Regions from separate parts of the Mus musculus genome. Here all the other regions are linked to region 2. Evidence: chromatin loops called from intact Hi-C (ENCODE). Cell type or tissue: left cerebral cortex. All regions are shown on one strand.

Region 1 (5,000 bases), 350 kb after region 2:
ATAAAAATCCATGCAACAACCAGAACCCTAAGGTCAGTAATATTCTGGTTTGGGTTAGTTCTTTTCTGAAGACAGGGAGTGTGAGCGATTCAAACTACATTACTGTGTGATAGAACATCCTCACAGCTTGTGGGGGACATAGTCTACTGCCTGTTGTTGTCACCAAACAACTGCATGCTAAAAACCAAAACCCACAATCATGTTAGATAACATAACGTTTCTTAAAAAAATTTACAATAGCTATTGCAAATTGAGATGAATTCTACATATGAATGATGAAGTTTCACTTATAGGAGTTTATTCCATTGATATCGTCATTCATGTCAATAAAGGTAAACACTGGAATGTTCTCCATAATGTTATTTATTAACTCAACTGGTTGGTGTCCTAAGGACCTGCCAATAGGGAACTGATAACATTAGTAGTGCAATCCATATAATCAGTGAACTGTACATGGGGGTGTATGATCCAACACAAACCACTACCAAAATTCATTCATAAAAAGCTAAATTCAAAACCAATAAATCCCATAATAAGGAATCTCTGAGGAAAACAAGGCATGAAGATGCAATCAGGTGTATGCACACGCCCTGTATCCAGCACCAGAGCGCCATCCCTGGGCTCTGCCTGCTATCACTGACTTCTCCAAGCCAACAGCATCCCTGACCTCACACCTGTCCCATCGACCTCGGAATCATTGTCTCTCCCATTGGCTACTTTCCCTTATGTCCTTTGGAAGTCTGACATCTCTTTCCTTCATTACGGAATGACATTCCATTGTATGACTAGACCAAGGTCTGTATATCTATTTACAGACCTTGTACATACATTTGCTCCTTTACAACAAACATTCAGGTTTGTGTATGAGCTTTTATCTTCTTTGAATAAACATTGGGAATTGTGCAAGTTGGAGAGGATGGTAGGAATGCATATGGTTTTGTAAGAAGTGAACAATCCCGGATCCAGCGTTGTTCTTCATTCCACATCAGTGAGTGTGTGTTACTGCTGGCCTTTCCTCTCATTGCAGGATGTGCTGCAATTACTACTGATGCATTTGCCTTCCATCTGAGTTAGTGTTTCCTAAGGACATCCCAGGCTGAATACCTCCCCATAGGTTGCCAGCATTCCGACTTTCTTCTTTGATGAGGACTTTGTTCAGGTCTCTTGGTCATCTTTGATAGTTTGTTTCACTAGTGAGATATATATATATATATATATATATATATATATATATATGTATATATATATATATATATATATAATGTGTGTGTGTGTGTACATGTATATGTATATATGTGCGTATATTTTTTTCCAAGACAGAGTTTCTCTGTGTAGCCCTGGCTGTGCTATAGCTTGTTCTGTGGACTATGCTGGGCTTGAACTCAGAGATTTACCTGTCTCTGCCTTCAAAGTGCTGGGATAAAAGGAGTGCACCTCCATGCCCAGCTTCCTTGTATCTTTTTAATACAATGAATTAACTGGGAATGTGTTTTGTAAACACTTTTCCAAGCTCTGCCTCAATTTTTTATTCTGCTAATAGCACTTATTTGAATATTGGATGAATTTGCTTCTTCTTGTTCTAGAACTTTTAGGTGTGCTGCCCATCTGCTAATGTATGCTTGCTCCAGTTTCTTTTTGGAGGCACTCAGAGCTATGAGTTTTCCCCTTAGGACTGCTTTCATTGTGTCCCATAAGTTTGGGTATGTTGCGGCTTCATTTTCATTTAACTCTAAAAAGTCTTTAACTTCTTTCTTTATTTCTTCCTTGACCAAGTTATCATTGAGTAGAGAGCTTCCACGTGTATGTGTGCTTTCTATTATTTATGTTGTTATTGAAGATCAGCCTTAGTCTGTGGTGATCTGATAGGATGCATGGGATTATTTCAATATTTTTGTATCTGTTAAGACCTGTTTTGTGACTTATTATATAGTCAATTTTGGAGAAGGTACCATGAGGTGCTAAGAAGAAGGTATATCCTTTTGTTTTAGGATAAAATGTTCTGTAGATATGTGTTAAATCCATTTGTTTCATAACTTCTTTTAGTTTCACTGTATCTCTGTTTAGTTTCTGTTTCCATGATCTGTCCATTGATGAGAGTGGGGTGTTGAAGTCTTCCCACTATTATTGTGTGCAGTGCAATGTGTGCTTTGAGCTTTAGTAAAGTTTCTTTAATGAAAAAAGTGGTTATTGTTCTTTTCTTACAAGAACTTGCAGTCTCCAGGGTTTGTGTGACTAGTTGGATTACTCAGATACACGAATTCTGGAGTCTTGAGTTAAACATCTGGAGATTAAAATGCCCACAGAATTGGAGGACGTAAGGCTGTTCTCTGCCTCCACTGAGAAAGTCTCAAACAGCTCTCCGAGGTGTCATAAGCAAAAGCAGTAACAACATTTGCATAAGTGGGTTTGAAAACATGTTGACAGTGTAGTCAGAGGGTAGAACCCTCATAATCCTATGAGTTAAAATGTTGGTGTATTTAAAATAGATAAATCAGATGTTTAACTTTGGTAAACACCCAAGTTGAAGACATGGGTTATAAGATTAATTATCTCATACTAAACTGCTTTCACTATGATGTGTACTTACTGAATCTTGTATATATTTACTTTTACTGAATTTTTACTTGCAAATAAAACTTTTCATGGAGAAAGGTCAGAAAATATTATGATTCATTCTTGAGGAGTACCTCTGAAATGCCATGGTTCCGTTAACAGAACTTAAGGGAGAAGCCTTCACACAACAGTGACAGTTCTGTGGATCCATCAGTTTATATAACAAACTCTCTTGGAGGAGACTTTATATTTTGTGTCACACTGTGTCCTGCAGCAATGTGGAAACAATGGTTCCCAGCACAATGACACAGACATGTCAAGTCCTGTCCACTTGAGTTACCCAGTGTGACTGCTTTCCAGGTCAACCGTGTATATAAAGGAAGGGCTACAATTCCTGCCCATTAGACCAGCCAAGGTCTTAGGGGCCACCAAGGACCAGCTGTAAGGCCTATACAATGAAGTTGCGCCATCTGCTGGCTATAATTTTAAGTTTTTAGCAAAATAAGGCCATTGCCGGATACTTAAGGAATATAAATTCATTGTTCAACCTGACATTTAAAATGTGGTACATTTACACAATGGAGTACTACTCAGCCATTAAAAACAATGAATTTATGAAATTCTTGGGCAAATGGATGTATCTGGAGGATATCATTCTGAGTGAGGTAACCCAGTCACAAAAGAACACACATGTCTTATGCACTCACTGATAAGTGGATATTAGCCCAGAAGCTCAGAATACCCAAGATACAATTCACAAACCACATGAAACTCAAGAAGAAGGAAGACCATAGTGTGGATACTTCTATCCATCTTAGAAAGGGGGAACAAAATGCCCATGGAAGGAGTTACAAAGTGTGAAATAGAGACTGAAGAAATGACCATCCAGAGACTGACTCACCTGGGGATCCATCCCATATACAATCACCAAACTCAGACACTGTTTTGAATGCTAACAAGTGCTTGCTGAAAGGAGCCTGATATAGCTCTCTCCTGAGAGGCTGTGCCAGTGCCTAACAAATACAGAAGTGGATGCTCACAGCCATTCATTGGACTGAGCATAGGGTCCCCAGTGAAGGAGCTAGAGAAAGGACCTAAGGAGCTGAAGGGTTTTGCAACCCCATAGGAGGAACAACAATATGAACTAACCAGTACCCCAGAGCTCCCAGGGACTAAACCACCAACCAAAGAGCACACATGGTGGGACTCATGGCTCCAGCTGCATATACAGCAGAGGATGACTTAATCAGACATCAGTGCTGGGAGAGGCCCTTTGTCCTATGAAGGCTCTATGCCCCAGTGTGGGGGAATGCCAGGGCCAGGAAGCTGGAGTAGGTGAGTTGGTGAGCAGGAGGAGGGGGCAGTGACAAGGGGAGGGTTTTTTTTTTTTTTTCCAGAGGGGAAACCAGGAAAGAGAATAACATTTGAAATGTAAATTAAGAAAATATCCAATGAAAAAACAAAACATAAAAGCATATGACATAAAAAGTGAACATTGGTTTCCTTGTTTCATGTATAGAGAGGATAAACTTGGTGAAAGACTTATAGTGTGTTCACCAACTTTGCCTTTGGTATTTAATCTACACTTTCTTAATCCTGATTTATTTTTATTTGAGAAGCACAATAACAAGGAAGTGATAGCCCTGAGCATGCCAAGATACTTTAACCTCATGCTGCTGTTGTTACATGGTATCAAGTGTCAAATCACAAAATCCAATCTTGGTTTATCTTATTTGAATGAATATCCCAGGTTGCCATCAGTATTTATATCTGACTTGGTTCTGTGTATACAGAGGAGGGATTCTCTACCATCGATGCACACAGGGAAGTACTAAAAACAAAACCTCAGTCTATGGATACAAAATAAACCTAGATTGAAAGCTGGCAGGCACAATGCAGAGGTGAATTAATTACCTTAGAGAGGGAGGCAGCATTTCTGTTTACTTCTCTCTTGTCAGGAGGTGTCACAGTGTGCCCACCCACGCTCTCCCCTTCCAGGACTGTTGCTGAGGCAGCAGAGGTATCGGCTGCTTTGTGTAAGTTCCTAGGAAGCGTTCCATGAAGCCACGACTTCAACAACATGTGGGAGGATGACTGGGTTTCAAGCACTAACAGTCTAACTGGAGACATCAGGGCTGAGTCAAAGACAGGAAGATGGATGGGTACAGGATTCCATCTTAGTGTTCAGAGACATAGGGTTACTCTCTAACACAGCACACATAATTTCAAACTTGGGAGATCATCTGCGTTGATGAAAACGAGGTACTCAACTAAAAATAACCTAGCGTGACATCTTTTAAACTTTAATTTTATTTAGTGTGTGGCTGCCAGGGGGTATAATGCATGTGGCATGGGTATGCACATCAATATCTAAAGGAAACGAAGGGGAATCAGTTCTCTCCTTGTACCACATGGGTCCCAGAGATTAAATTTAGGTCACCAGGATC
Region 2 (5,000 bases):
TATGCCTGGAACTCTCACTCACACTGCCAGATAGCAAGAATGAGTGCAAATCACTTTAGCATAGCTCCTGCTGTGCAACCCAGCTGAAGTCTGCAACCTCAGATGACAGCCCAGACACAGAGTCTCCCCCAAAGCCTTGTCCCACCCCAGAAGAGAGCCATGTTTCTTCCTGCTGTGTGAGTTCACAAAATTTCTGTGTGGTGGGTCTGAAAAAACAACTTTAGAGTTCTGAGCTTAAGTAACAGGAGGGTCACAAAGCTGGCAGAAAGCATCCCCAGACAGACCTCCGAGTGCTCAGCACCAGGAGACTCTGAAGTCCTCCAAGGAGCTCTGAGTGTCTTCTGGGCCACTGACAGAGTTCTTTTTTGTCACCTTTCCTTAGAGATGTCACTATAGCTACAAACATGCAGATTTTACAAAACCCAACACAGCTAAAATGCAAGTTGTCCACGAGCCAAAAGGTGCAGAAAGCTACCTCCAGTAGCCTTGAAGGCATCTAGAGAACTCTGCAAACACAGGTAGAGGCCAAGAGGTGATGAAGGTCATGAAATGCAAACCCATCTACATCTTCACAGCATGTGTGGTGTCCTGGGCTGGGGATAGTTATTGTGGTTCACCAGCAAAAAGCCAGCTTGTGTGATGGGAGAAGTGCCCTTCTGCTCACCAGGGCTGGCACTTTCAGGGCACTGACTGTGTCTTGATACTTTGTTACAGTGAACAGCATGGGCCTGGAAACCACCTGATACATTGTCACGATGAGCACAAACCACTTGATACATCGTCACACTGAGCATTGCAACTGGTCCTTATTTTATTTATTGATTTTATGTGTATTAGTGTTTTGTCTGCATGTATTTCTGTATACCACATGCACGTCTTGTATGTACAGAGATCAGAAGCAGGCACGGAGTCATCTGGAAGCAGAGTCATTGATAGGTGTGATCCACCATGTGTGTGCTGGGAAACAATCCCAGGTCCTCTGTGGGAACAATTGCTCTTAACCTCCGAGCTATCTTTCTAGACCCCTTTTAATTATATTTTTTATCTTTAAGTTTATTTTGTGTGTGTGTATGTATGTCCACAGCATGCGTGTAGAGGTCAGAAGACAACATGGACAACTGGGTTCTGTCTTTCCAGCATCTGGGTCCAGACACTGAACTCTGGTAGTCAGGAATTGCAGCAGGCACCTTCACTCACGCGGCTGTCTCTGTGGTCCTGCCGGTGTTCAGTGGAGCTTTTAAAAGCCCAATATACAAAGAGAATTTTCTTGTTTTCTAAGACTAACTTTTATGCTTAAAACTCAAAAGTTAAGCGTGCTATGAATCAAGTAAATTGTTTTTTTAAAATTGGGTCTTCCCTCCTCTTCTGAAAGGAAAGAAGTGAATTCCAAAGAGCTCACATCAGCAGAGCACTCAGCAAGGGTGCTCTCCCCGTGCTCAGCAAGGGTGCTCTCCCCGTGCTCACTCAGCAAGGGTGCTCTCCCCGTGCTCAGCAAGGGTGCACTCCCCGTGCTCAGCAAGGGTGCTCTCCCCACTAATGACCTGTCAGGATGAGACTGTTCTTAGCTTTGACCCTGTGTTCTCTGTCTGCCTAAACTACATAACACTCATGGGTTTCTGGACACCAGAGCTGGTGTTGGCATCCTGCCCATCTCGATTCTTTGCCAAAAAAAAAATAAAGGAGATATTGTTATCAGAAAATATAAAAATCACCTGTCCTGGCCTCTTTTGCCCCAGTGTGTACATGCGTGATCCAGGCTGACATCTCCTTTTGTCCTCAATACTGATTAAGATACGGTGACAACATTCATCACAAAATAGGAAGGAGTCATTGATAAAATTCCCCCTAGACTCTGCAGCTATCCTCAGGAGACATTCACAGAGAGTCTCGGTTGCAGCATAGCTGTGTGATAGAGACATCGACCCTTGTTTAAATCACATTGGGAGGCTTTTCTGGGCTCAGGCCACATAAAAATACCTTTGGGCAGTCTCGGGGTTTTGGAAGCAACATATTGATGGAGATCAAAGGAGGGCCCCACCCAGCCTGTACCTGTGCAGATGAAGCTGGAGAGGCCTCCGTAAATGACTTCGTCATTGTCGGGCAATATGAATGGACACCTTGTCTGCACCTCCAAGCAATATTGCTTGCAAGGAATGGTCTTTCTGCAGTTAAACTGTGTGACTTCAAAATACTGGGAGCAGAGCCAGGCTTTGTAGACAATCTGAAAAACAAAGAGAAAAAAAAATCAGAGCTGTGGAGGGATGCTACACACGTTTTTTTTTAATAAGGATTAGGCTGGGTGGAGAGAGCATGCTTCAGTTTTACATGGGTCGGAAACAACTGGGGTAGAGCTTTTTACAGCTCCACATGGTAAGAATGCCGCTGTGAGTACCTGCAGTGAGGGTATTGAATACAAGCCTATGGAGAATGGAAAAGGTATTTAATTTAAAGAACTCTTGGAAAACAGTGCATTTGAACCAACTCTAAAGTTTTTAGGATCCAGTGATATATAAAGTAAAGAACACAATAAGCCCCGCTGATAATGTAACTCACTGCAGTGGGGCAGAGACTCAGTTGCTCTTTCCCACCTCTCATACCTCGATTGGGCACTAGGTGGCGCGCGAAGCGCTTTGCAAGGACTCCTGCAAGGTGCAAAAGCATGTGGGCTGTTACAGCTTGCTTTGCCCACAGCAGACAGCAACAAGAACTGGGTGTTTGCATCTGTGACTCACACGGACTGCACTGAAAACCTCACTGAAAACGGAAACACTCAGTACAAATCAGACATAATCTGCTCCATTTGATTAGAAGAATGGTCGTTCCTACCCCAGAATCCTGCAGTTGACCTTTGACCCAGTGCAATCTATCTTCGCTAAGTATTTATGGACTCTACTGACTGTGTGGCTTTCACTGATCTCTTTCTCTGTGTGATTACTGGGGAAGTAAGCACTGAAAATTCGCCCCTTCCCCCTACCGTGAAGTAAACTAAGTCTGAATTTAAACAAAGCAGCATAGATCTGTGAAATTCAGTTTCTTTCCAGGTCTTTAGCAACAGTGGATTCTGCTAGTTTCTAGGAGTAAATAATACTATTTAGTTAATGTTTCATCCATTATACTCTACCTTGAAAAATGGATGGCTTAGCAATAAATGTACATGAATAAAATATAAACTAGGATGAAAATGAAACGTATTTAACAAATTTATGTATTTTCCTAGCAAATTAAATTTTTTTTCAGCCCCGATTCTTGGCATTTAGAATATATTGACTGATCACATATTTCTTGAGGACAGTAAGTACGGAAATAAATAGAAAGTTTTAGAATTCAAAGCCCAAAATCCGTAGATTTCCCGACTTTTGTTTTTAGTGGTTATGTTGTGCTTAATCAGAAAATGCTTTCAAAAACATACGGCCGTTAACAGGGTTTTCAGACAACTGTAAACAACTTGACTCGGGTACCTGACCAAAGCCCATTTATTATGAGCTAATTGTTCTGGGATTACCTCACAATTTCTTATTAGTTTCACAAAAATCACGTTTTATTCTTTGAAGAAAAGGTCTCTAAAGGCAGCAAAGATGAATATGAAATTTATTAATAACTATAGATGGCCAACGTAGCGTTTCTTGCAGTCAGTAATGATTTACCATCATCCTGATCACTTTATGCCTGTGTGCATGGAGTTTCGAATGAATCCTAACATAACAATGACCAAGGAGGCTGCTGAGAAACCTTGTGTTTCAGCTGGCAAGTCCAAGTATGCCATGGGCTCCCAGGGTGGTAGGTGTCCTGTGGACCAGCTAACACCACAGAATAAGGGGCAGAAACATCAACTTCACAAGAAGGAACAGAGAAGTGGTGTCTAAACTGCACTTGGGGTAAAGCATCAGTGGGGGACGCTTTTTGATCAACCTATACCAGTGTGACAAAATCCGACAGGGGATACAGCATTTATGATGTCAGTGAAGCCATGGTGTCTGGGTGCCCTAAGCGCTTTGTGATTTCTGGCTTTAATTACCTTTGCTAGGTGTTAGAAGCAAGTGGGCATTTTCGTATGTACAGGCTAGTGATAAAACTGCATGCTAGTGGAAGCCCTCACTGAATATTTACGGGGCTCTGTAGTCTTTAGACTACAATGGTCTGCTCTATTTTAAAGACTCTTTCTGCACATACAGAAAAAGCTCCAGGGATTCCATGGGCACCACTCTGTCTCCAGTCCTGCCCGACTGGCTATTCACTTTTTTGTTTTTTTAAGACAGAGTGCCAGGCTGGCCTTGAAATCACTATGTCGTCAAGGATGACCATATTGCCCCCATCTCTCTGGAATTGCAGTATGGCACATATCTAGTTATGCTGTGCTAGGGATAGAACCCAGGGCCTTGTTCACGTTAGGCAAGCATGCCACCAACTGAACTACACCCTCAGGCAGCTTTATATCCTTTCAGATCCGTAAGTCTGAGTGTCAGGTTATGACCTGTCTACATCCCCACTCCACCCACAGACCATGGGGTGGCACTGAGTGATGCATTCTGAGATATGGACATATCCTTTGCACCCTTTCCCTTGCCATGATCCAGCTGAGATGCACCCATTTTTATTCTTGCTCCATCCCATTCCCATTGCAGATATTTGTTCCTGCCTCAAGAAGTGAGCGAGCGGCCAAAGCAGAGTGAGTTTTTTTTTTCTCATCACCAGGCAGAAGAGAGAGAGAGAGAGAGAGAGAGAGAGACAGAGAGAGAGAGAGAAGAGAGAGCGCTCGCGCGCGCGAGAGCCCTCCAGCCACCACAGTGAGCCAGCACGCATGCAGCCAGCTTCCCTGCCCTTCAGTTCTGTGGTGAACGTGAATGTTTAGATAGCCATAGAAAGCTCCCATCTGAGAAATACATTTCTGTTCCCAGGCATCTGTTGAGAATCAGCAGCGGGAACCACGAGGAGGAAACAAAATAAGGGAGGACAGAGAAGAAATATTTATCATAATGTGAGAGATTAAAGCAGGGGAATGG
Region 3 (5,000 bases), 700 kb after region 2:
TTCTGGGCAGGTAGGATGCTAAAGCCCATGCCCACAATGACATACCTACTCTGACAAGGCTACACCTCCTAATAGTGCCACTCCCTGGGCCAGCATATTCAAACCACCACATGCACTTACTCTGCTTCTCCAATAGATGCTCCACCTATTTCCTGCACTGATCCTGGAATTGGCCATTTTCCCAGAAGCCCTTAGCTCCTCTTGTTGGCAACAAGAATTGAAACTAGCTATGCTCTGTGGTGCTGGGACACACTAATTCTCTTATGCCCTCTGAGCTGACAGAGCAAAGAAGTATGCAGCTCTAGTGGGGGTGAGATAGTTCTCTCTTTAGCTTGTGAATTGAGAATAGTTTAATGTTTTGACACTTTCAGAGTTGTGGTCTCTTCTGTCTTGCACACTTCTCAGGGCCTGGCCCTCAAGCTCTCAGATGGCACCGCTGAGAGTCCATGATGTCTATCAGATCCTTCCTTCCTTCATGACAGCTCGTTTCTCTAGTGCTTAGGAAAGTCCCACCTACTCCTCAAACTGAATCTCTTGGACAGTAAAGGCTGAGGGAGGACAAGTGACTCAGACTGCCTAGGTCCTCTCTCCAAGCCCTAGCTGGATTGATTAACAATCTAAATCAAATGTTGCATCCTGACTGCTCTGAGACAGTCTGAAGCAGTGCCCAGCTGTTCCATTCTGATGGGGATTTTAAGCCTTTTGTCCAGCTTTATTTCAAAACCACTAAATGCTGCAGGGGAGCATAGAGTGTAGAATGGCAGGGTCCACACAATGCAGTTGGTTGCTCTCAGGCATTGTTGACCTTCAAGTTCAGTGGCCGGGGTAGATTTCCACTGCTGCTCAGGGTTGCTGTCTTGGCATTTATTTTAGCAGGGAGGTTACCTTACAGGGAGCTTAGAGAATGCTTTAAAATGCCGTGTTTTACATCTAGGATCGGAGACATTTGCTCTGCTAGATACCACCCATCATAGCGAAAATCAGAAACCCCAGCAAGGTGATCTTAAAGCCCACTTTGAGTACCTTATTAATCTGGCTTTAATTGCTCCAGGATGCATTTTCATTCTTAACACAATTCTGTTAGAACAAAACAACAACTGCTTCTTAATAGTCCGTGCCAGCCTTTCCAACTGCCTGCCTGAATGACTTGAAGAGGATCTTTGGTCAGAGTTGGATGCAGAAGAATTTCAAGCTTAGCTTTGTGTTTCTTTTAATCTATTCTAGTCCCTCCCTTTTTTAAAAAATTAGAAATAAAAGTGGTTCATTTCCCATGCAAGAACCCTCTTGGAACAGTAACCAAAAGGGTAAAACGGTGACATGAATACTTTGGCGATAACCAACAGCTCTCTAATTAGATTAAGGCATAATTAGCAAGAGAAAAATTATGCCGGGTGCTGAAAAACCTAGCCAAGTACTAGTGAAGTCACAGTTGTTGGAGAAGCACCTACAACTGTCCCTTTACTAAGCTAGCATAATCATTAGCTACATTGTAAATATTTCTCCTTGTACCCACTGGTAACTGTAGTCCTCACCTCTCATCAAAGAAACTTCTCTTTGCAACAGATGAATATACAGAAGATCATAACCAATCAACATAGAGAGTTGTAGAGCCCAGTTCCAATGGATACATCTCCAAAAAAACCTCCGGCACCTAGACTCAGGAAACCTTGTGGAAAGGGGATCAGAAAGAGTGTAAGGGCCAAAGGTTCAAGGGGTTTGCTGTCAGATTGTGTCTCATAGAAATATCAGAAGCTACACTCATGAAGTCTCACCAGCATGACTGCCCAAACATGACCTGAACAAGGAGGACAATAGACATGTCAGAGTGGACTGCAGAAAGACCACGAGGCCTCAGCCTACACAAGGAACTACAGGCAGCCAAGGAATGCTCACAGTAGGGGAAATGGCTCACATCAAGGAAGAGCACACCAATTAGTTATCCACTACCAAATGGCCAGCCCACATACATATAGTGTGTGTGCGTGTACGTGTGTGTGTGTGTGTGTGTGAGTGTGTGTGTGCTCATTCCACCTCCCATTAGCCATGGCTGCAGAATAGTCAGGCTGGGCCATGCTTGGGCTCAACAAAATAAACCAGGGGTCACTTGGGCTGACCATGCTCTTTCTGCCTGCATGGAGCTAGGCAAGAAAGAGTGAGGCGTCACACTGTTTGCACAATCACTCTAGAAAGAGAAACTGCAAAACCAAGTCACACCCAGCCTCCCCTTTTAAGAGATTGTGCAATGCATCCAGGTAGAGGTAATGAGGAATACAGAGAGCCACTGTGAATGAGAAGGCTCTAGGTTTGTTGGTTTTCTGCTGTTTATTTCCACCCCTAACATTCTTCTGCTGTTCAGGCTGCCTTTCCTTTGGCCAATATTGACATTAGTCCAGTAACCATTACTGAAAGAGCCAGGGAGGTATGCCTTATCGCAACAGTGGGAAGTATACCGTATTACAACACAGGACCTGGAAGGCACAGGTCTAGGCCCAACCCTTGACGTTAACCTCCGTGTGATGAACGTCTCTCCAGGAAAAACCTATTATTTCACACCTTTAACACACTCGCCTGCTATCACCACAGTAAATAGAGAAGAACCAGGCAGTCCACTCTGTTGATGCAGGTTTTCTGAGATTCTTGCCTCTGTGGCATTGTATGCTGCCACCTGGTGGAGATACAAAGAATTGTTCCAGTTGCCTGAGGTGATGGGTTGTGACCCTGGTTGACATTGGTTCCCTAAATGAGGGATTGGATCTTGGTGTTAGGAGACCACACAGGTAGAGTGTGAGGATCCCCCGTTGCGTTTACACGACATTCTACAACCCCACTCTCCGGTCTGAGTTCTTCCCACAATCTAAGACTCTCTTAAGTGAAAATTTCCAGAAATAAATATTTCACAACCTTTTACACTAAAGTCCATTCTGAGGACCTTGGTGAAATAGTGTGGGTTTCTGACCCGTTCTACTAAGGCACACAGGGAACCACACATGTGTGCTCTGTGCCCAGGCTGTATGTGACCCGTCCCACTCAGGTGCACAGGGAATCACTTGTATGCTGTACCCACACGTGTGCACTACACCCACACGTGTGCACTATACCCACACATGTGCGCAGTACCCATGCTGCATTGCTGTTTCCCTGTCATTTGCCCTGCAACCATTTTGAAAATCAGAGCAGCTGTCACAAACGTCTCTATGCTTCTGTTCTAATAATCCTTATTTTACTCAATAATGGTCTCAAAGTGCAGAGTTGGGATGCTTGTGGCTTCCCAGGGCATCACTAGAACCATTTTTGTTATGTTATTTGATGTGCACTTCACCAATTTTAACATAAGACTATACCTTCCCACAAATATATCCATAAGAAAGGAACCTACAAGATCAAGTCCTACCCAGTTTCACACCTGCATTGTGCCTGCCATCAGGAAGCACACAGGGGTAAATGGTGGGTGGTTGTAATCCAGTACTGTGGTTATAAGTCACATTTTAAAGAGTGGTAGAATAAAATATAAAATATAGGTATGTGTGACATTTGAAAAATGAGTTTTCCTTTAAATTGGAAGAAATTAAATTGTTGATATTATGAAATACTTTAAATTTTTAAATGGATGAAAGGCAAAACAAAACTGGGAAACCAGCAATCTCCTCCCAGAGAATCAAGGGAAAATACTAAACTTATTTTTATGGTTTTTTTTCCCACTAGTCCCCCTAGATATCAGCTTTTTGTCAGAGTGTTAAGTTCTATAATGAGAACCATATTTTTGATATATTCTATTTTGGAGCTTGGTTCCCAAGCCAAAGACAAATTTATATGAAATCCCAGAATATGATATGGCACAATTTCATAAATAATGCCTAGAAAAGATAGCACTTCATGGTTCCAAAGTACTCACCCTCAAATAGACTCTCAACACACATGAGATTCACAAGGCTAGGAGCACTGGGGACACATGGGGACACAAGGTGACATAGCTTCAGCTGTCAGAGTCCTGGGACTCACTTCCAAGAGTTCTGCATAGCAGATGCATGCATCCCATAAGAATTCCTGCATCCATGATTACTCTATCTAGGAGGAGCTTAGGTGAGGGACAACATGCCCATGTGATAAAATTTCTTTTCCTGGTTACTATGCAAAGGCATACTTCTGAATCTCTCAGGACTCTTTGCTGTGACCATCATACCCTGTGCATCTGGTGGGTGTTGAGGAAAAAGTGATAATGAAAAGCTATCTTTATGGATATCTTCCCAAAATTCTGCTTAACACACACACACACACACACACACACACACACACACACACACACACACACACACTGAATTCCTTTCTTGAGATTCTAGGGATAATTTATCTTGCCCTAATCACAACCAACAACCCCTCCAATACTAGACTCCAGGTAGTAAATGTATTCTTCGGTGAAAAGAGTTATTGGAAGAGTTGAGTCTGTTCGAAGAGAGCCATGGCTTGCGCTGTCTCGTATACTCCAGAGTTTTGAGAGGCAACTCACAATGCAACTCAAGCTTAAGTCACAAAATCTATCTTGGGAGGATTTGAGGATGAAATCTTCAAGAACAACCTTAATACTTATGCTTTAAATATTGTTGGACAGTCTATCCTGCCCAAGTCAGATCTAGAAGTGGCCTTATGTATGAGTTTCTTTTTATAATATAGCCATTGCGGAATGCTACTTTTAACAACATTTAGTTTGTAAACTAACCTGTCAGATAGGTAGATAGATAGATAGATAGATAGATAGATAGATAGATAGATAGATAGATAGATAGATGATAGATAGATAGATAGATAGATAGATAGATAGATAGATAGATAGATAGATATCGCATTCATTTCTGAATGTAAACAAATATTTAATCAGCCAAATTTAAAGTGGTTATCTATCAAGTCTTAAATTCAAGCAGATGTTTAGGTTTCGCCTTATGATGTGAGGCTGTGGATGTGTTGCTTACCAAGGTTGGTGAATAAAGAGAAGATACAGTAAAATT
Region 4 (5,000 bases), 120 kb after region 2:
AAGGAGATTGGAGCTTTTCTTAATGACCTTACACCAACTGAATTATCTACAAGGACTTTATCTCCAAATGAGGTTTCACATTCTGGGGATCAATGACTCAATGCACCCGTTTGGGAAAACACAATTCAGCCAAAACCAATGTGTTCCAGGCCTGTGTCACCATGCTTCTATTAGACTTTCCTGAGCTTAAACCTACATTGAAACTGTTTTTTGAAAGTCTGGCTCTGCCTTGGACTGAGCAGTCCTGTCCCGAGCCACTTTCCTGAAAGAATGTTAAGCATTCCAGCCTCACCTGCCCAATGTTCAGCTGGGCTGAACTAAGGTGGGACTAAGTGTTCTGTACAAACATTCCGTATGGGTACATTGCATCTACATTCACCTTCCGTGACCATCCCTGACTGTCCATTTAGACACATAGGATTGGGTACTAAGGGTTCTGATATGCAGACACACTAAACTGCTGTGTTCTCGCCACCCAATACAGCCAGTTCTGTGGCATGTGGGCCCAATGCTCCAACATGTTTTGAACAACAACAAAAAGGAGTTTAAATAGTGAAATGGGTTTGAAGCAAAAAAGCCAGAATTTCTTTCCACAGAGGTAAAGGAGCTTACCTTTCATATGGAAATGAGGCCAGGCACAATCTGTCACAAGATTCCTGCTGCCTGACAGCCTGACCTTGGAGAGTGTCATTTTAGCATTCAAACAGAATGGAGGTGCCTTTCATCATTCGTGAATTATAGGACTTTATTTCTTTCTATCTTTGCCCCACAGAAAGACGGGTAGCAAGTTTATTTGGAAAGGTCTCCCCAAACATATCATAGTGCTTATGGATTTAATGGACAAGTTTGAAACGGTACAAAGGCGCACACTGCACTATGCCTTCCCTACAGTCTGCCTGCACTGGGGAACCATGACTAGGTACTTGCCTCTTAGCTCCTCATCTCTGCCATTCAGTCACCAGCTCAGTGCGTGCCTGGCTTTCCTACAGGCAGCTGTGAAGGTTTGTTGTGGTTTGTTTGCTGTTTGCTTGTATTTGTTTGTTTTGTCTAGTTTTAAAGAGAGAAAGGAGTGGAGTTGGATGAGTGGGGATGTGGGAAGGATCTGGGAGGAAATTTGATCGACACTAATGAACACAGCAAACAGGGCAGGAAACGTGAGACCCTGACTCTACACAAGGAAACCCAGCGAGCATAGTAAAGCTAAGAGCAGGAGAGGCGACCTTCCCCATGGAAGAGCGCATCAACCGGCTGCCCAGTGCCAAAGCTCATCTCTGAAAACATTCACACAAGCAACGTTATATGGACTCAACAGCTTATAATTAGAAATAGACATGTATGTATAAATACTCACATGCATTCAGTAAAAATTGGTGACATAAGAGGCCGGGAATTTGAAGGAGAGCAAGCAGGGGATGGGGGTGGGGGGAGGAGTGTTGGTGGGAGATAAAGAAAGGATAAAAGTTGTAATTAAATTATAATCTCAAAAAATCAAACAAACATAAGTATAATACCTACAAGGAATAAACTTTTAAGGATTTGTAAACGAAAAGTAGATCTGGACTTGGACTCTTGGGAGAGGAACTGGGTTAACAAAAGATGGGAGTGTGTAGAGAGGAGGAGAGGCCAGGGCAGACTGCTGATTAAGGATGGAATCGATGGAACCAGTCAGAGCACACACTTGAGGGATGGCTTGCCACTCACTCCAGTGAGAGAGGATGTCGCTCTCCAATCCTAACTCTCTGTGCTCTGCCGCTTCTCCCATAGCAGCGGGAGGATGGACCCTCACAGGAATCAACCAGATGGCTTAGTGGCATTTCTTCTAGACAGGTCCAATTAAAGCATCTATCTCTCCAAATGCCCAAGACTCAGCCCTTTGACCATAGAAGGGACTATTCGCCTGTCACTCTGAGCCTCAGCATGGTCTCTGAAATAGCCACCAGGGGGCAGCATGACCATCTCTGACCCTGACCCCATCCAAGGTAAAATTTTCGTCTGACTCTTCATGTGTGGTTTTAACTGAGAAGAGCCAGCTTCATCTGCTAAGCACAGAAGAAGGCTAAATTTATAACTCAAAAGTTTGTGTAACTACTGTATTGCATTTTTCATTCATAAAATATTTGTAAAACCTATCCCATGCACTCAATACATTTAATATTGTGGTTAAGATACTTTAAAATGGGACAGATTTTCCTCTTGTCCTCTAACGCTTCCTTATTTGAGTTGTCTTTTTCTGGATGAGGTGATTAAATTATATTCAGATATTTACTTTTGTGCAACATTATTATGGCTCCCTAAAACATATATTTCTCGCACAGTTTTGTAACAAAGAGGAGTATTCATGGTGCCCTGACCTTCTGTACTGGCATCAAAACCCTGCTCTGCTCCAGCCCACAAAAACCAAGCAGCACCTCTCCAGCCATGTCTATCCCTGGCAGTCTTTGAAGAATAATCCATCTCTAAGTTCATCTGAGATCATGGGGCTGCTTTCAGGGGCAGGTTTACCTGCTACAACTGTGTAACTACACTAGAGAACATTCGGTCTGTTCCCTTAGAGTCCAACAGGGAACCGATAAACAGTGTATCAAAATTCGAAACATAATTTATCTCTTGATGTTTCCAGGTTGGATTGGAAGAGAAGCTGTATGTGAAAGCCAACAACTTCAGTAATACCCAGCAACATCAGTTTTAGAGATTCTCTAATTATCATGGGGCTCACCTTCAGGAAAACAGAGCGAGGTGCTAAGATGTGTCCTCCTCTTCTGGGCACAGATGTTGACTCTGACTCTTACTTTCCATACGTTCAGAACAGAGAAGGGGTTTTTTGCATGATGCTTTGCTAAGTTATTCCCTGAGATAATGAGACTGACAGTATCTAGATGAGAAAAGGCATCTGCCTGTTGTGCAGGCTTGACAGGAGGTACTTTTGGTAGCACCACACCACACCACACTTTCCATTGCTTTTTTAGTAACTATACTTTGTGCAGCTTCTAATCATGCATACAAATGTCATAATTTCATTTTCTTGGAAGGTATACATGTCTATAAATTAAACATATATTATTTAAATAGGATGTCACACTTACAGTCTTAACAATTATGATTCAAAGACTATAAATCAGCAAGGATTACAAGTAGCATGGGCTCTGTGATTGTGCATGTGCGTGCCAACTGGGAGGCTGGAGACAACATCCATTCCTACCCCAGCACACCATTAAATACACAAAGGCTTTCCGTGACATTTTCTATTTGGCCAAGCTAATGAAGATGCAGTGGGAATTCTTTCAATATTTCTCATGTTCTCAAAAATAACAAGGAAGCACTTGGTCACATCCCAAAGTATATCTTTTTTTTTTAATGTGTGTTAAAGAAGAAAAAGCAATCCAGAAAACATCTGTCATGGAGATAATTAGGAAATGCTTTATCTTCGGAATTCTTCCAGTTTCAGTCATTAGTTACTGGGCTCCACTTGCTATCATCAACCGGGGGGAGACAAAGAATAATGGCGATATATGGAAACCTTAGGGTGGATGTTTAAATGATTTAATTCTGCTGTTAGTACTATGGGAGGGAGAAGCAAAAATGGCTGCAAGTTTTCACAACCAAGTGGCTCATCCCTTCCGACAAACTCTTATAGAATAACTAGAGAGAAAGGCAATAGGACATTCTAGAGAAGGTCTAGAAAGGATATAGTCAATTGGAAAATATGAAGGACCTGGGGAAGGAGACAGGCAAAGCAGCTATCCTGCAGGACTTCCATGTGCTCATGAAACATATGAATCCTGCAGACACGAGGAACACTTGGATTTCACGGATAGGATTGTGTGTGTCTCCAGGGCCAGGTCAAGTAGAATTCTGCAGCTTTAGCCTCAATCTTCCTGAATTTCTCTTCCAGCAAACCAGAGCCTGTCTGAGAACAGGCACATAGCTCTTCCCCATGATCCTCTCCACCCTGTACTCCAGCCCTAAATCTCCAGGGAATCTTCAGATCACTGCAGCTCAATAATGACCTCTGTGGAGGATCATGGCAGACCTGCCTGGTAGTGGTCTCAGAAGTCCTGACACACAAAAACCCATTGAGATGACAGATATGGGACACTTTAGGCCACTGCCTTCTAGAAGAGTAGATGTCGTGATGGGCTGATGACTGCTGAGGCTAAGACAACCCTCACTTCTCATCTGATTGTTCTATGGCTTGGTTTCATGCCATCCCATTGACCTGTGCCCATTCATATCTGCCTCATCCATGGCTCTCAGTGAGTACCCGAAGAGCCAGCCTGCTTCCATCTTAGAACTAAAAGCATCTTAGAAAAAAGACAAACTAGGTTTATAATGATTGGGCCTCTCTGTTTCTCGAGGGTTGGGCTGTGCTTTGCCTGCAGTCTTCACACAGCACAGGTGTCTGTGGAACCCCCCTTCACAGCGAAGTTAGCCTTTTTCTCACTGTTCTCACTGAGGAGTTTGTCAGGCAGGATCTCTTTTCCTCAGTTCCACCTTCCCAGTCTCCTGCTTTCTTCTTCCTGAGCCTTCCTATTTTAATCAGACACGGCTTGGCATGTACCAGACAGCAAGTTCCTGGCTCCTCCCAGAGCTCAGCAAAAAACACCTTTTGTTTGATTCTCTGTGGAAACAAACAGGGGGATGATTAAAAAATAAAATAATTAAAAAACAAGAATAAAAACAGAAAAAGTTTCATTTCTTTTTTGTTTTTGTTTTTTTCTCTTTGAAGAATAAACCAAGAGGTATTTTTTTTTTTTTCCATTTTTTATTAGGTATTTAGCTCATTTACATTTCCAATGCTATACCAAAAGTCCCCCTTACCCACCCACCCCCACTCCCCTACCCACCCACTCCCCCCCTTTGGCCCTGGCGTTCCCCTGTACCGGGGCACACAAAGTCTGCGTGTCCAATGGGCCTCTCTTTCCAGTGATGGCCGACTAGGCCATCTTTTGATACATATGCAGCTAGAGTCAAGAGCTCAGGGGTACTGGTTAGTTCATAAT

Evidence for each region. A loop is a pair of places that touch in the nucleus more often than their neighbours do. Peaks named below come from ENCODE experiments on the same cell type or tissue, not always from the same donor. Only the 100,000 strongest peaks of a DNase experiment are listed, where the experiment ranks them.
Region 1: it touches region 2 in a loop (13-fold over the local background); 19 of 42 quality-filtered maps call a loop at or near these places.
Region 3: it touches region 2 in a loop (7-fold over the local background); 32 of 42 quality-filtered maps call a loop at or near these places.
Region 4: a loop joins it to region 2, with 2.3 times the contacts of the local background. A loop is called at or near these places in 5 of 42 quality-filtered maps.

What each region holds. Positions count from the first base shown.
Region 1 is chr8:9,577,417-9,582,416 of GRCm38, forward strand. All of the region lies in intron 1 of Fam155a (family with sequence similarity 155, member A), which reads right to left. Among named protein-coding and RNA genes, the nearest start is that of Fam155a, 190 kb to the right of the region's middle. In left cerebral cortex, a CTCF peak has its summit at 3,022 (motif pointing left); DNase peaks (open chromatin) are centred at 2,945 and 4,594.
Region 2 is chr8:9,230,885-9,235,884 of GRCm38, forward strand. Fam155a (family with sequence similarity 155, member A) reads right to left here. Exons shown (of 3, transcript NM_173446.2): 2 at 2,050-2,221. Among named protein-coding and RNA genes, the nearest start is that of Gm39128, 66 kb to the left of the region's middle. In left cerebral cortex, a CTCF peak has its summit at 2,619 (motif pointing right); DNase peaks (open chromatin) are centred at 2,639, 4,373 and 4,814; H3K27ac peaks cover 321 bases.
Region 3 is chr8:9,932,747-9,937,746 of GRCm38, forward strand. No RefSeq gene overlaps it. Among named protein-coding and RNA genes, the nearest start is that of Lig4, 41 kb to the right of the region's middle. In left cerebral cortex, a CTCF peak has its summit at 2,671 (motif pointing left); DNase peaks (open chromatin) are centred at 196, 2,664 and 3,900.
Region 4 is chr8:9,347,037-9,352,036 of GRCm38, forward strand. The region is part of intron 1 of Fam155a (family with sequence similarity 155, member A); the gene reads right to left. Among named protein-coding and RNA genes, the nearest start is that of Gm39128, 180 kb to the left of the region's middle. In left cerebral cortex, a CTCF peak has its summit at 1,940 (motif pointing right); a DNase peak (open chromatin) is centred at 1,934.